Regions from separate parts of the Homo sapiens genome. Here all the other regions are linked to region 3. Evidence: chromatin contacts called from ENCODE Hi-C or POLR2A ChIA-PET data. All regions are on one chromosome and are shown on one strand. The core of a region is the stretch at or near the end of the contact, and the rest is flanking DNA. Distances in the headings are between cores, read along the strand shown.

What was found. A loop is a pair of places that touch in the nucleus more often than their neighbours do. ChIA-PET counts read pairs that join two places held with the same protein, here RNA polymerase II (POLR2A). Pooled maps may share reads with other maps.
Region 1: a loop to region 3 is called in a pooled map, with 3 times the contacts of the local background. The contact joins two enhancer-like sites. A Hi-C loop is called at or near these places in 2 of 50 pooled maps. POLR2A ChIA-PET finds 5 or more read pairs at or near these places in 2 of 52 experiments (GM12878 and OCI-LY7).
Region 2: a loop to region 3 is called in a pooled map, with 5 times the contacts of the local background. The contact joins two enhancer-like sites. A Hi-C loop is called at or near these places in 9 of 50 pooled maps. POLR2A ChIA-PET finds 5 or more read pairs at or near these places in 3 of 52 experiments (GM12878, activated T-cell and naive thymus-derived CD4-positive, alpha-beta T cell).

The regions. Positions count from the first base shown.
Region 1 is chr6:33,505,408-33,509,882 of GRCh38, reverse strand. No RefSeq gene overlaps it. Among named protein-coding and RNA genes, the nearest start is that of ZBTB9, 53 kb to the right of the region's middle. Within about 2 kb of position 1,287, at least 4 of the 41 ENCODE cell types and tissues checked have a DNase peak (open chromatin) inside an H3K27ac peak, as active enhancers do; they include GM12878, where a contact is called at or near this core.
Region 2 is chr6:33,158,206-33,163,050 of GRCh38, reverse strand. COL11A2 (collagen type XI alpha 2 chain) reads left to right here. Exons shown (of 66, transcript NM_080680.3): 66 at 1-357. Among named protein-coding and RNA genes, the nearest start is that of HCG24, 17 kb to the right of the region's middle. Within about 2 kb of position 1,415, at least 11 of the 41 ENCODE cell types and tissues checked have a DNase peak (open chromatin) inside an H3K27ac peak, as active enhancers do.
Region 3 is chr6:33,342,034-33,346,645 of GRCh38, reverse strand. No RefSeq gene overlaps it. Among named protein-coding and RNA genes, the nearest start is that of SMIM40, 15 kb to the right of the region's middle. Within about 2 kb of position 1,250, at least 12 of the 41 ENCODE cell types and tissues checked have a DNase peak (open chromatin) inside an H3K27ac peak, as active enhancers do; they include GM12878, where a contact is called at or near this core.

The DNA of each region.
Region 1 (4,475 bases), core at 38-2,537, 160 kb before region 3:
ATACGACTTTTTTGAGGGGGTGTGATTAAGGACATCATGGGACTAGACTGAGCTTTTTGAAAGCAGGGGCCATTTCTTAGTCATCTTGGGTATCTGCAGCACTTGTTGTGAGTGAAGGAATGAATGAGGATGGAATGAGTGATGCCTGCTCTGCTTTCACATGGCCATAAAGCAGCCATCCAGGTGCCCATTCCCAGGAGGAGGTGGGGTCCATAGTCTCCACCCCCAAGCCCCCACCCCTTCCTGGACCCTGGTGGGAGCCCAAGTGTAAAGCAGCCCAACCCAGGGAAGGGGTTACAGCTGGACAGCCCCCAAAACACAGGAGGGCAGATTGCTCGAGCACCCCAGTCTGAGAACAGTGGGGGCAACATGCCAGAATGGAGGTGAAGGGAACGGAGGGGCAGGGGCGTGAGCTCACCTCCACCCTGTGGCCAAGGAACAGGGGCACAGGGAAAAAGGGAAGGAAACGTCCTGGGCTTAGCAGGAGAGCGCAGACCTGTGAGAGAAAGCGAGGAAGAGCTTGCAATGTTGGGAGGAGAGGCAGGAAAAAAGTTTCCTTTCCTCAGAGGAAAAGGAAGGAGAGCCCAGTTTTAAAAACAAAACCCTCAGCTGCATCCTCTATTACCAAAGATCCCGGGACGCTGATCCTCAACAGCGGAGAGTGGGCTGGGACACAGAGTGGTTCATCCGCCCCCGAACTGCAGACAGCAAGCTGTGGGAGGAGCAGGTTTATGGGCCTTGAAACCCTCTGAGATGGGAGAGATAATTTCCATAAAATCCAGGATTGCTAGAGAGTCGCAGACTTGCTTCTCTAAATGGCTGAAAATAGAAAGTAGGAAGTGAAATTAATAGAGCTGGGAATGAGAAAGAAACAAGGCCATGTGTGCGTATCTTTAAAGCTAGAAAATAATAACCACATCTTCTGAACATATTACATTCCCGATGCCGAACTAAGCAATTTGCACTTATTTAATCCTCATATAACAATCTAAGAAGACGGATATTACAATCTTGTTTTATTGGTGAGGAAATTCTCTCAGAGAAGTTGTTACCACACCTGTAATCCCAGCACTTTGGGAGGCCGAGACGGGCAGATCACCTGAGGTCGGGAGTTTGAGACTAGCCTGACCAACATGGAGAAACCCCGTCACTACTAAAAATAGAAAAATTAGCCAAGCATGGTGGCACATGCCTGTAATCCCAGCTACTCGGGAGGCTGAGGCAGGAGAATCACTTGAACCCCGGAAGCGGAGGTTGTGGTGAGCCGAGGTCGCGCCCTTGCACTCCAGCCTGGGCAACAAGAGCGAAACTCTGTCTCAAAAAAAAAGAAGTTAAGTTACTTGCCCGAAGCCACATAGCTGAGCCCAGTTCCAGCTGACTCAAAAGGGTACGAATTTAGTCACTATGTCGGTTAATTTCAAACTTTGTTTCTTTGTTTGTTTTTGAGACAGATTTTGCTCCTGTTGCCTAGGCTGGAGTGCAATGGTGCAATCTCGGCTCACTGCACCCTCCGCCTCCCGGGTTCAGGCGATTCTCCTGCCTCAGCCTCCTAAATAACTGGGATTACAGGCATGTGCCACCACACCCAGCTAATTTTTTGTACTTAGTAAAGATGGGGTTTCACCATGTTGGTCAGGCTGGTCCTGAACTCCTGACCTCAGGTAATCCACCCACCTTGGGCCTCCCAAAGTGCTGGGATTACAGGCGTGAGCCGTGCCTGGCCTGCTTTCAAACTTTTTTGACTAGGACCCACAGTAAGAAATATATTTTAGACAGGGCCCAGTGGCTCACGTCTGTAATCCCAGCACTTTGGGAGGCCGAAGCAGGCAGATCACCTGGGGTCAGGAGTTCAAGACCAGCCTGGCCAACATGGCGAAAACCCATCTCTCCTAAAAATACAAAAACTAACTGGGCCTGCTTTCAAACTTTTTTGACTAGGACCCACAGTAAGAAATATATTTTAGACAGGGCCCAGTGGCTCACGTCTGTAATCCCAGCACTTTGGGAGGCCGAAGCAGGCAGATCACCTGGGGTCAGGAGTTCAAGACCAGCCTGGCCAACATGGCGAAAACCCATCTCTCCTAAAAATACAAAAACTAACTGGGCGTGGTGTTGAACGCCTGTAATCCCAGCTATTCAGGAGGCTGAGGCAGGAGAATTGCTTGAACCTGGGAGACAGAGATTGCAGTGAGCCAAGATCGCGCCACTGCACTCCAGTGTGGGTGACAGAGTGAGACTCTGTCTCAAAAAAAAAAAGGAAAGATATTTTAGATTCTAAGCCAGCACACATACATATAATTGATAACTAAAAGGAAAATTTTTATAAAATGCATGTACCCTTACTACTTATTATTTAAAGAAGAACCTTAGTCAATAAAATTTAGCAGAGTTTATTTGAGCAAATAATGATTCATGCTAGGTGTGGTGACTAATGCCTGCAATCCAGCACTTTGGGAGGCTGAGGTGGGAGGATCACTTGAACCCAGCAGTTTGAGACCAGTCTGGGCAATATAGTAAAACCCTGTTTCTAAAAACAAACAAACACGCAAACAAAAAAACGCTCTTCCATCACTTGAGGTCAGGAATTCGAGACCAGGCTGACCAACATCATGAAACCATATCTCTATTAAAAATACAAAAAAATTATTCAGGCATGGTGGTGCACACCCGTAGTCCCAGTTACTCGGGAGGCTGAGGTGGGAGAATCACTGGAACCTGGGAGGCAGAGGTTGCAGTGAGCTGAGATCGTGCCATTGCACTCCAGCCTGGGCAACAGAGTAAGACTTTGTCTCAAAAAAAAAAAAAAAAAAGAGAGAGAGAGAATCCATGAAAGAGTGGTTTGTAAAAAAAGCACTCACAAGTGTAAGTTGTAATTTATATCTTATGTATAATTTTTTTATGGGGGACAGAGTCCTGTTCTGTTGCCCAGGCTAGAGTGCAGTGGCGAGATCTCGGCTCACTGCAACTTCCACCTCCCAGGTTCAAGTGATTCTCCTGCCTCAGCCTCCCAAGTAGCTGGCATTACAGATGCGTGCCACCACACCTTGCTAATTTTTATATTTTTAGTAGAGACGGGGTTTCACCATGTTGGCCAGGCTGGTCTTGAACGCCTGAACTCAAGTGATCCACCCGCCTTAGCCTCCCAAAGTGCTGGGATTACAGGTGTGAGCCATATCGCCTGGCCTATATCACATATATATAATTGCCTCTGTCCCCTCCACTAGAATGTGAACCCTTCAAGAGTGGAGAATTCTTTCATTCGCTACCTTGTATTTCCAGCACTTAGCCTAGGGCCAGCCATTTAGATGCTCCTCAATACATTTTGGAGGAATGCTATCATTAATTAATCAATATCTGCCTGAAAGAGGACTCTGGGGGCATGGGCCAGGGCTTCAGCCTTAGTCGTCTTATGTTCAGCATTTTTCTCAGCTACTTGGACATGGAAATGGATGACATATTTATCAAAGTTTCAGGTGGCGAAAAACTGGGGCAGCCAAAGTACTGGATGACAGAATCAGGGTCCAAAAATAACTTAGCAGCCTGGAATGGTGGGCTGAACGAAGATAAAGAATAATAGAGATCTGTATTTTGCCTTTCTGTCTAAAACTTAGCTTCATAAGCACACGATGAGGGGGTAGATGATTTAACAGCAATACATGTGAGGGACTTGTGGTTTTTATTGCAAGCTAATGAATGAAGCAGCAGTATGATAAGGTCACCACCTCTGCAGACTTAGACTGCAAATACAGACTCAGTGAACAAAAGAGGGAGACCAGAGTCCCTCTACTTTATGCGGGTCAAATGACACTGGAAAAACTGGCTTTGTCTGAATGACAATTATTAAGGAAGACATCGACAAATTGCAAACCTTTTTAGAGAACAATATGTTGAACTTGTCTGCAGCACAATTAAGAATTCCTGTTAAGTATAAGACACCATAAAGGTATTGGATGAATAACAAACTAGGAAAAGATATAACGTGTAAAACTAACACATAATTAATATCTAGAGTATTTAAGGAATGTCCGCAAATCAACAAGAGAAAGCCAGGAGCCTGTAAGAGTAAAGGTCACAGGGAATGAGTAGTCATTTCACAGAAGAGGAAGCTTGAACTGTTACCAATATAAGAAAAGACACTAGGATTCACCACTAATCAGATAAATTAAATGAAAACAACAGGACTTCCTTTTTCTGGTAATAGGAGTATAACTCTCTCAAGCAACCCTCCAGCTGAAAACAACTAAATAGTTGAATAAAATACTGAAAACAGGCTAGGCATGGTGGCTCATGCCTATATTCCCAGCACTTTGGGAGGCCAAGGCGGGTGGATCACCTGAGGTCAGGAGTTCGAGACCAGCCTGGACAACATGGTGAAGCCTTATCTCTACTAAAAATTCAAAAAATCAGCCAGGCGTGGTGGCGGGCACCTGTAATCTCAGCTACTCGGGAGGCTGAGACAAGAGAATTGCTTGAAC
Region 2 (4,845 bases), core at 166-2,665, 180 kb after region 3:
TGCCTGGCCCATGTGCCCACTGTCTCTTCCACTTGGTCTGGGTTTGGCAGGCACTGCCTGCTACTTGAGGGCCAGGATGCTCCCCCAGGGAAGAAACGGAATAGTGTGGGGTGTGTGCAGGGCTGCATCCCGCAGATGGCTGGAATATTAAAATTCTTCTATATTGGCTGGTAAATTGCCATGGCCCTGAGCCACTGAGTATGTTCATTGCCACCCCTGTCCCTCCCCTGGGCACCCCTCACTTTCCCTGATCCTGCAATTAAAGGGTTAATGTGTGGCATATGGAAGGGACTCCCAGGACCCTGTGCCCAGCTTCCATGCTGACTGATGGTTAAATAATGTGATTGTCTCCTCCCAGGTGTCTGTGTCACTGCTTGTGTTGTTATTTCAGTCTCCCCCGACACCCATCTGATGCTTCCTCTTCCCAGCTAAGTGGTTACCAGAATTGTATGGCTTAATCCAGATACCCTGCAAGCCCTGTCCAGCTGGGGTGTCAGGGCCCAGAGTTTACAAAGCCTGGGTGACTAGCATAAAATTACAAACAATGCCCCAGGGACACCAGGTAGGGGTTTGGGGTCCCTATGGCTCCAGTTTCTGACACGGGTGTGCGATTGCTTCTGGGTGTGGGTGGGACGGTGCTACATAGCCCAGTCTAATCTCTGTAAATGGGGAGGCTGAGGCCCACTTCCAAGACATTTACTGCATCTGTACCTCTGGTCACCTTATCCCTCCCCATCAGCCTTGTGCTGTGCTGTCATGAAGACAGGGCTGTGGCCAAGCCCTCCACACTCACGTGTAGTCACGTGCATACTCGTTGAGTCTTTGTGTTGGGTGGAGTCGCACAGTCCCTGCCTGTGTCCCCCCACTCTTGACTGTCCCCCACTTCCCTAGCCTCCCTCTCCTGGGCACTCAGAAGCTCTGCTCCCTCCGGGTTAGGTGTCCAAGAAGTCCTCTCTTCCAAGGCTGGCCGCGCAGCCGGGACCCCCTAGCTGGTGCCCATGGGGCTTCACATTCCCAAGCAGTATTGCCTGGCTCCTGCCTGTCAGGGCGCTGCATTAAAACGTGTTCCAGGGCCTCATCCCAATTTCCTCTTCCTCAACCCTCTTCCTCGCGGGCGCCAGAATCAAGAGTGCGTGCCTTTGTGTCCCGGTTTCGCATCCGCGGCCTCGGGGCGGGCCTGGCAGGGCTGCCCTTCACCCCGAGCCCGAGCCCGGGTAGGCTGCGCCCCCGCCCCTCCTCCCCGTACTTCTTCCTCCCAGCGTGTCCCCGACAGCATCGGCTTGGCCGTCCCGGTCCCAACCCATTCTCGATCGCAGGAAGCCCCACGTGGGCGTCTAGACGGCCACTCTGGCCCGGGCGGGTGCGCGGAAAAACTTCTCGAGGGTGGAAGCCTCTCCTCGGCGCTGGCGCCTCCGCCTCTGCCGCCCCCTAGTGCCCGCGCTGAGAACGCGGCCCCGCACCGGGTCAGCTGAATAATCCCGGTCCCTCAGACGCCTCTCCCTTGTCACCCGCTGAACCCCCTGACCCCGAAGGCCGAATGGAGGAAGAAGCCCCTGATCTCATCTGTCAGGGGTCCGGTGGTGGATAGGTTTTCTGGGATCACCCATGCTCTCCATCTCAATATCCAAGGCCCAGGGGCTTCAGACACCCCCTTCCCTCCCTCTCAGGGTCACATTAAGAGAAGATCAGATCTAAATAGGTGCCCCCCATCTGTTTCTCCCGCACCCACTCCCAGCCTAGCCGGGCTGGAGTTGAGATTTCTTTGGCGCTCTTTCTGCAGCTGGAGCCAAACCCGCAGAGGTCGCCCCCCGAACAGCAAGAGGACTTTCCCAAAGGTCACGTTTGGTCAGATGCTCTGAGTTCCGAGGGCTTTTCTGCATGGAAACAATGCTGTACAGTCACTCGAATAACATTTATATACGGCGGCTAAGTCCCCAGGCCAATCCACAAAAGCCTATTTAATTACACAGTGCTGCCAACCAACCCCATCTAACAGTTTCACGAGGGAGTCTGTGCCAAGTTGCTGTTGAGGAGGCCAGGCCCACAGCCTTCTCTTGGCAGCTAACTTCTTCCTCCCCTCCAGAAAGCTAGAGCCAGGCTCTAAGGAAGGGTGGGAGGGGTTTAAGGGCAGGGCTGTAGAGGCGGGGTTTTGGGGTGGGGCTGGGTGTGAACAGGGCAAGTGCCCAGGCCTCTGGGCCTGTGGGTAGTGGCAGTGTCTCCATTGGCTGGTGGGCAATGGAGGCTTCTGGGTGGGGTGGGAGGAGATAGGGAAGAGAAAGGCAGAGGCTTTAGGGAACTACTTTGGGTTTGATTGGGGCAGAACATAAACTCTTGTTGGAGGGGCCAAATTCTGAAAAGTATTGACTGCTTATGGAAGGAGTTGAACTTGAACCCAAAAACTAAGAGTCATAGATGGTGTTTGAAAAGGCAAGTGATATGATGGAATTGTGCGCTGGCATGGTGGCGAAGGAGAGGAGGGTTTGGGATGGGGCGCACAGGGAGATCATGTTTTTTTTTGTTTTTTGAGACAGAGTCTCGCTCTGTCGCCCAGGCTGGAGTACAGTGGCGCCATCTCGGCTCACTGCAGCCCCTGCCTCCCAGGTTCAAGCAATTCTCCTGCCTCAGCCTCCCGGATAGCTGGGACTACAGGTGTGCACTGCCACGCCTGGCTAATTTTTGTATTTTTAATAGAGACGGGGTTTCCTCACGTTGGCCAGTATGGTCTTGATCTCTTGACCTCATGATCCTCCCGCCTCGGTCTCCCAACTGCTGGGGTTACAGGCGTGAGCCACCGCGTGGGAGATCATGTATAGAGGGAGGGCTGTGGGGTGGGTCCTCTGGCCTGTCACACCCTTGGAGCTGCTTTTCAGCTTTGGGCTTATATTTTTAGCATCTGTAACTTATGGTTAAAAAATAACTTGTGAAATAAAATAAAAATAACTTACAGACCACTTATATCACTGTACCTGGGAGCACCACATATCCTAGAAGGCCATGGGCTACACAGAGCTGTTCTTGCCCTCCCTTGGCTGTCTTGCATGCTGAGGTTTGTAGTTTTGAATGGACCAGGGCAGGTGGGGGTGGAGATGAGACAGAGGAGGGAGTGAGTCAAAACAAGGCTCTCAGCCTGGGCAACAAAGCAAAACTCCTTCTCTCTCTCTCTTTCTCTCTTTCTTTGAGACAGGGTCTCTGTCACTCAGGCTGGAGTGGAGTGGCAAGATCAAGGTTCACTGCAGCCTCGACCTCCGTGGGTTCCAGCCATCCTCCCACCTCAGCCTCCCGAGTAGCTGGGTCTCCAGGCATGTACCACTAGTTTTTGTATTTTTTGTAGAGATGGGATTTTGCCCTGTTTCCCAGGCTGGTCTAGAACTCCTGGGCTCAAGAGATCTGCCCATCTCGGCCTCCCAAAGTGCTGAGATTACAGGTATGAGCCATCACGCACGGCCCTTTTTCTCTACAAAAAAATAATTTAAAAATTAGCTGGGCATGGTGGCATGTGCCTGTAGTTGCAGCTACTCAGGAGACTCAGGCAGGAGGTTCACTTGAGCCCAGGAGTTTGAGGTTGCAGTGAGCTATGCTCTTGCCACTGCACTCCAGCCTGGGTGACAGAGAGATACCCCATCACAAACAGACAAACAAACAAACAAAGGGCTCCAGCTGCCTCAGAAATAAGTTTCTGTGTAGTAGCTGGTGGCCACCTTGTTTTGTGGTTGTTTAGCCCATTTTCCTGCAAGTGTGGTGTGGTCAGCAGGGAGCATCAGGGCCACACTGGAGCTTCTTTCTGTCGAGCTGTGCAGTTCACAGACTGTACATGTGTAGGCCATAGCTATGTTTCTCAACTCAAACCTAGAGTAAGCAGAAGTCACCTTAAGTGCTTATAACTGGCCTTCTGTTATCTTTTCTTTCATCTTCAGAGTAGTTTCATGGGAACTGGCACTGACAGCAGACTGCCATCTCAGTAGGGAAGACCTGTCCTGCTAGTCCTTGAATAAAGACCAAGGATATCTACATGGGCTTCTCCTTTAGGGCTCTCCCCACACGGCCAGGATGGTAGAATGAACACAGCTCTCAGCTTCAGCGAGAGCCAGCATATCACCCTGTCTGGCTTTCCCTCAGTTGGCAGGAGCAGGTCAATCCATTTTGTGTACTTCGCTCTGGCCTCTCTTTTTTTGTTTGTTTTTTGTTTTTGAGATAGGGTCTCACTCCCCTTGCCTAGGCTAGCATGCAGTGGTGCAATCATGGCTCACTATAGGCTTGACTTCTTATGCTCAGGTGATTCTTCCCCCTCAGCCTCCTGAGTAGCTGGGACTACAGGCGAGTGCCACCATGCCCAGCTAATTTTTTGTATTTTTAGTAGAGACGTGGTTTCTCCATGTTGCCGAGGCTGGTCTCAAACTCCTGGGCTCAAGAGATCCCCCTGCCTCAGCCTCCTAAAGTGCTGGGATTATCTGGCCTCTCTTTTTTTTTTTTGAGATGGAGTCTCGCTGTGTCGCCCAGGCTGGAGTGCAGTGGCACAATCTCGGCTCACTGCAACCTCCGCCTCCCGGGTTCAAGCGATTCTCCTGCCTCAGATTCCTGAGAAGCTGGGACTACAGGTGCCCGCCACCACGCCCGGCTATTTTTTTTTATTTTTAGTAGAGACGGGGTTTCACCGTGTTAGCCAGGATGGTTTCGATCTCCTGACCTCGTGATCCACCCGCCTCGGCCTCCCAAAGTGCTGGGATTACAGGCGTAAGCCACCGCGCCTGGCCTATCTGGCCTCTCTTTCTATTAAAAACGCCTTACTCTAGGTTGAAGGACTTTTGGTTCCTGAGGCATGGATGATTTCCCAAAGTACAACAGATA
Region 3 (4,612 bases), core at 1-2,500:
ATGTGGCTGTAGCCTAGGATTAGTCAGGGAAGCAGATAATTTAGTTAAAATGTCTCGACCTAATAAGGGAGCTGGGCAGGTGGGGATAACTAAAAAGGAGTGCATAAAAGAATATTGTCCAAGTTGGCACCAGAGTTGGGGAGTTTTAAGAGGTTTAGAAGCCTGGCCATGAATACCCACAACAGTTATGGAGGCAAAGGAAATAGGCCTTTGAAAAGAAGGTAATGTGGAGTTGGTAGCCTCCATATTGATTAAGAAGGGTGACTTACCCTCCACTGTAAGAGTTACCCAAAGTGTCCGTGATGGCCCGGGAGGCTTCGAAGGTGATCAGACAGCATCAGTCTTCAGCCGCTAAGCTGAGAAGATCTGGGAAGGAGTCAGTCAGAGAGTCTTGGGCCAGAGATCCCAGAGCTCTGGGAGTGACTGCGAGGCGAGTGGGACAGTCTGATTTTCAGTGGGGTCCTGCACAGATGGGACACGGCTTAGGAGGAATCCCGGGCTGTGGGCATTTCTTGGCCCAGTGGCCAGATTTCTGGCACTTGAAGCAAGATCCTGATGAAGAAGGTCCTGTAGGAATGCTTGACCACTGCGGTTTAGGCATGTGCGGCTTAGGCATTTTGAAGTTCTCGTGTGCTGGAGGTGCAGCTGGGTTTTGTCTCACAGCAGAGGCAAGTAATTGTAACTTTTCTCTATTATTGTACACCTTGAAGGCAAGGTTAATTAAGTCCTGTTGTGGGGTGACGTGCACCTGTAATCCCAGCTATTCAGGAGGCTGAGGCAGGAGAATAGCTTGAACCAGGGAGGTGGAGGTTGCAGTGAGCCGGGATCACGCTACTGCACTCCAGCCTGGGCGACAGAGTGAGACTCCATCTCAAAAAAAAAAAAAAATTATTCTTTGTTCATTTCCTGACCCATGATAACCGAACCCCTGGTATTTTTCGCGTGGGTCCTGTCCACCTGATGGTAGTCAGGACTGTCCCTTACCGGGATTTTCTTAAAATTGATGAGCTCTCCTCCTTTCACGCATAACTTCAAGGCGATCACGTCGGGTGCACCACTTGCAGAGTTTATAGCTTGCAGTGAACGCCAAGAATGAGTTCTTAGACAATTCCAGCTGAGTGGGGCCGGGGGAATGGGGGGGGCATTTCTTCTAAGAGAACCCGCCCCAGCATCCGTCTGCCAAGTATTTATTGAAAGTGCTTGTTAAACCACAAACATCCACTAGATGGCTTTTTGAGGTCGGGTCGTGAGACACCTGCGGCCTCGTAAAAGCACTCAAACCGCATTCTCAGGAGGCTGTTTTCAGCGTTCCTTATCACACCACACACTCCACTCCCTGTCCTGTTTTCAGGGTCAAGGAATTTCATTCTCACGCACAAATAACATACACACAGTGCCTCAGTATTCTTCCATGCCCCGACCTCAGATGCCATGTACATAAGCTTGAATATGTTGCTGTGCACCCCCCACACTCAAGTGTCCCCACCCCTTTAAATATGTTGTGTGGGGCTAGTTCTTCCATTGCCCATGAAAGATAACTCAGGCAGGCCACAGAGCATACCTGCTCAATCCTTGGAACAAAAAAAAAAATCCTCCAAGCATCATTCTGAATTACGTTTTTTCTCTCGGCCAGCTCCGACTGAGTGGTTTGACATGGGAAGCTGCCAGTGTGAAACTGGCAGAGTGGCTGGCTTCCTCAAGAATTTCTTTCTTGCCTTCCTGTGTCTGACTCTCCACCCTCTCCCTCACAGCCAGAAGCAGAGGAGGTGAGGGGGACAAAATGCTTTACCTGACGGCCATACACTGGAAGTGGTTTTGGTTTCCTCTGGCTGTGGTGGATGTTCAAATTGACTTTTGCTCTTGTGCGATGTTTGTGTGTCTTTTATAAACTCCCAGTAGCTGAATATCTCTCACTTATACTCTGTAGCCCAAACTTTGAATTATATTATTTTATTTTTTAACTTTTACTTTAGGTTCAGGGGTACATGTGTAGGTTCCTTATATAGGTAAAGTGTGTGTCATGGGGCTTTGGTGTACAGGTAATTTAATCACCCAAGTAACAAGCATAGTACCTGATAGGTCCCACCTTGAATTTGTCTAGGTGTTAGATTGGCTGCAGTTCTCTACCACTTCCTGTTATCTGAGGCCTTTACAGTGTGCCTTGGTGGCTAGTCACTCTCACCAAAAGGTAGAGTTTAGGAGGGCATGGTGGCTCCCACCTGGAATCCCAGCTACTTGGGAGGCTGAGACAAAAGGATCACTTGAACCCAGGAGGTCGAGGCTGCAGTGAACCATCCATGTTCATGCCACTGCACTCTAGCCTGGGCAACAGAGAAAGATCCTGTCTCAAAACAAACAAAAAAACATGGCAAAACCCTGTCTCTACTAAAAATACAGAAATCAGCCGGTGGTGGCATGCACCTGTAATCACAGCTATTGGCTGAGGCATGAGAATGGCTTGAACCTAGGAGGTGGAGGTTGCATTGAGCCGAGATCATGCCACTGCACTCCAGGCTGAGCGATGGAGAGAGACTCTGTCTCAAAAAAAAAAAAAAAAAAAAAGTTTGATAACACACTCAGCTGATGGGGTGGGGAAAGGAAACTGGTACTGTCACACATTGCCGACAGGAAGGAAGGTACACTGGTGCGGCTTCTACAGAAAGCATTTTAAAAATATCTACCCAAATCAAGTATTTACGTATTCTTTGACCTAGCAATTCTACTTCAAAGAACATACATTTACACTAGACATTTTTTTTTTGAGATGGAGTCTTGCTCTAGAGTGCGGTGGCACAATCTCAGCTCACTACAACCTCCGCCTCTGCCTCCCAGGTTCAAGCAGTCTTCCTGCCTCAGTCAGCCTCCTGAGTAGCTGGGATTACAGGTGCGCACCACCACGCACAGCTAATTTTTGTATTTTTTGTAGACAGGGTTTTACCATGTTAGCCCGGCAAGTCTTAAACTCCTGACCTCAAGTGATCCACCTGCCTTGGCCTCCCAAAGTGCTGGGATTATAGGTGTGAACCACCACGCCTGGCCTACACTGGACATTTTTGAGAGTCAAGGGAGCACTATAACAAACAAGGGGTCGGGTGCGGTGGCTCACTCCTATAATCCCAGCACTTTGGGAGGCCAAGGTAGGTGGATCACTTGAGCCCAAGAATTTGAGACTACTCTGGGTAACATATTGAGAGAACTCATCTCCATTAAATTAAATTTAAAAAAAAAAAAAAAAAAAGAGGCTGGGCGTGGTGGCTCAAGCCTGTAATCTCAGCACTTTGGGAGGCCAAGTCAGAAGGATCATGAGGTCAGGAGTTCGAGACCAGCCTGGCCAATATGGTGAAACCCCATCTCTACTAAAAATACAAAAATTAGCCAGGCATGGTGGTGTGCGCCTGTAGTCCAAGTTACTTGGGAGGCTGAGGCAGAAGAAAAACTTAAACCTGTGAGGTGAAGGTTGCAGTGAGCCGAGATTGGGCCACTGCACTCCAGCCTGGGCAACAGAACAAGACTCCGACTCCGAAAAAAAAAAAGAAGGAAGCACCTCTCTGTTTGATTTCAAGGTATTAAGTGAGGAAAAGCAAGGAAAAGAGTAGTGATCATGTATTTATATGTATGTATACATTTATACATATACACTTATATATATTAATACATGCTTATATATATAGACTCTATCTCTGCAAGTGCAGCAGATGTAGGTTGGTGGGAGGCTGACACGTGTACAATTTTGGATACCTGTTTTAAGAGAAAGAATACCAAAAGTATCCCAGCACTTTGGGAGGCCGAGGTGGGCAGATCACCTGAAGTCAGGAGTTTGAGACCAGCTTGGCCAACATGGCCAAACCCCATCTTTACTAAAAAAAAATATAAAAATTAGCCAGGCACGGTGGTGAGTGCCTATAATCCCAGTTACTCAGGAGGCTGAGGCAGGAGAATCGCTTGAACCCAGGAGGCGGAGGTTGCAGTGAGCTGAGATCACGCCACTGCACTCCAGCCAGGGCAACAGAACGAGACTCCGTCTCAAAAAAAAAAAAAAAACCAAAAGTATAAATACAAAATTAGGTACAGACCAGCCTGGCCAACATGGCAAAACACTGTCTCTACTAAAAAAATTCAAAAACTAGCCAGGCATGGTGGCAAATGCCAGTAAATCCCAGCTACTTGGGAGGCTGAGGCAGAGAATCATTTGAACCTGAGATGCAGAGATTGCAGTGAGCCAAGATCTCGTCACTGCACTGCAGGCTTCGTGACAGAGTCTCACTATGTTGCCCAAGCTGGAGTGCAGTGGTGTGATCATGGCTCACTGCAGCCTTGACCTCCAGGTCAGATGATCCTCCTGCCTCAGCCTCCTGAATAGCTGGAAACACAGGTGCACGCTACCGTGGTTTTTTTTTTTTCTTTTTTTTTCCTTTTTTTTTTAAACTGGGGTTTCACTCTTGTTGCCCAGGTTGGAGTGCAATGGTGTGATCTCAGCTCACCAGAACCTCTGCCTCCTGTCAAGTGATTCTCCTGTCTCAGCCTCCTGAGTAGCTGGGACTAGAGGCATGTGCCACTACATCAGGCTAATTTTGTATTTTTAGTAGAGACAGAGTTCACCATGTTGATCATG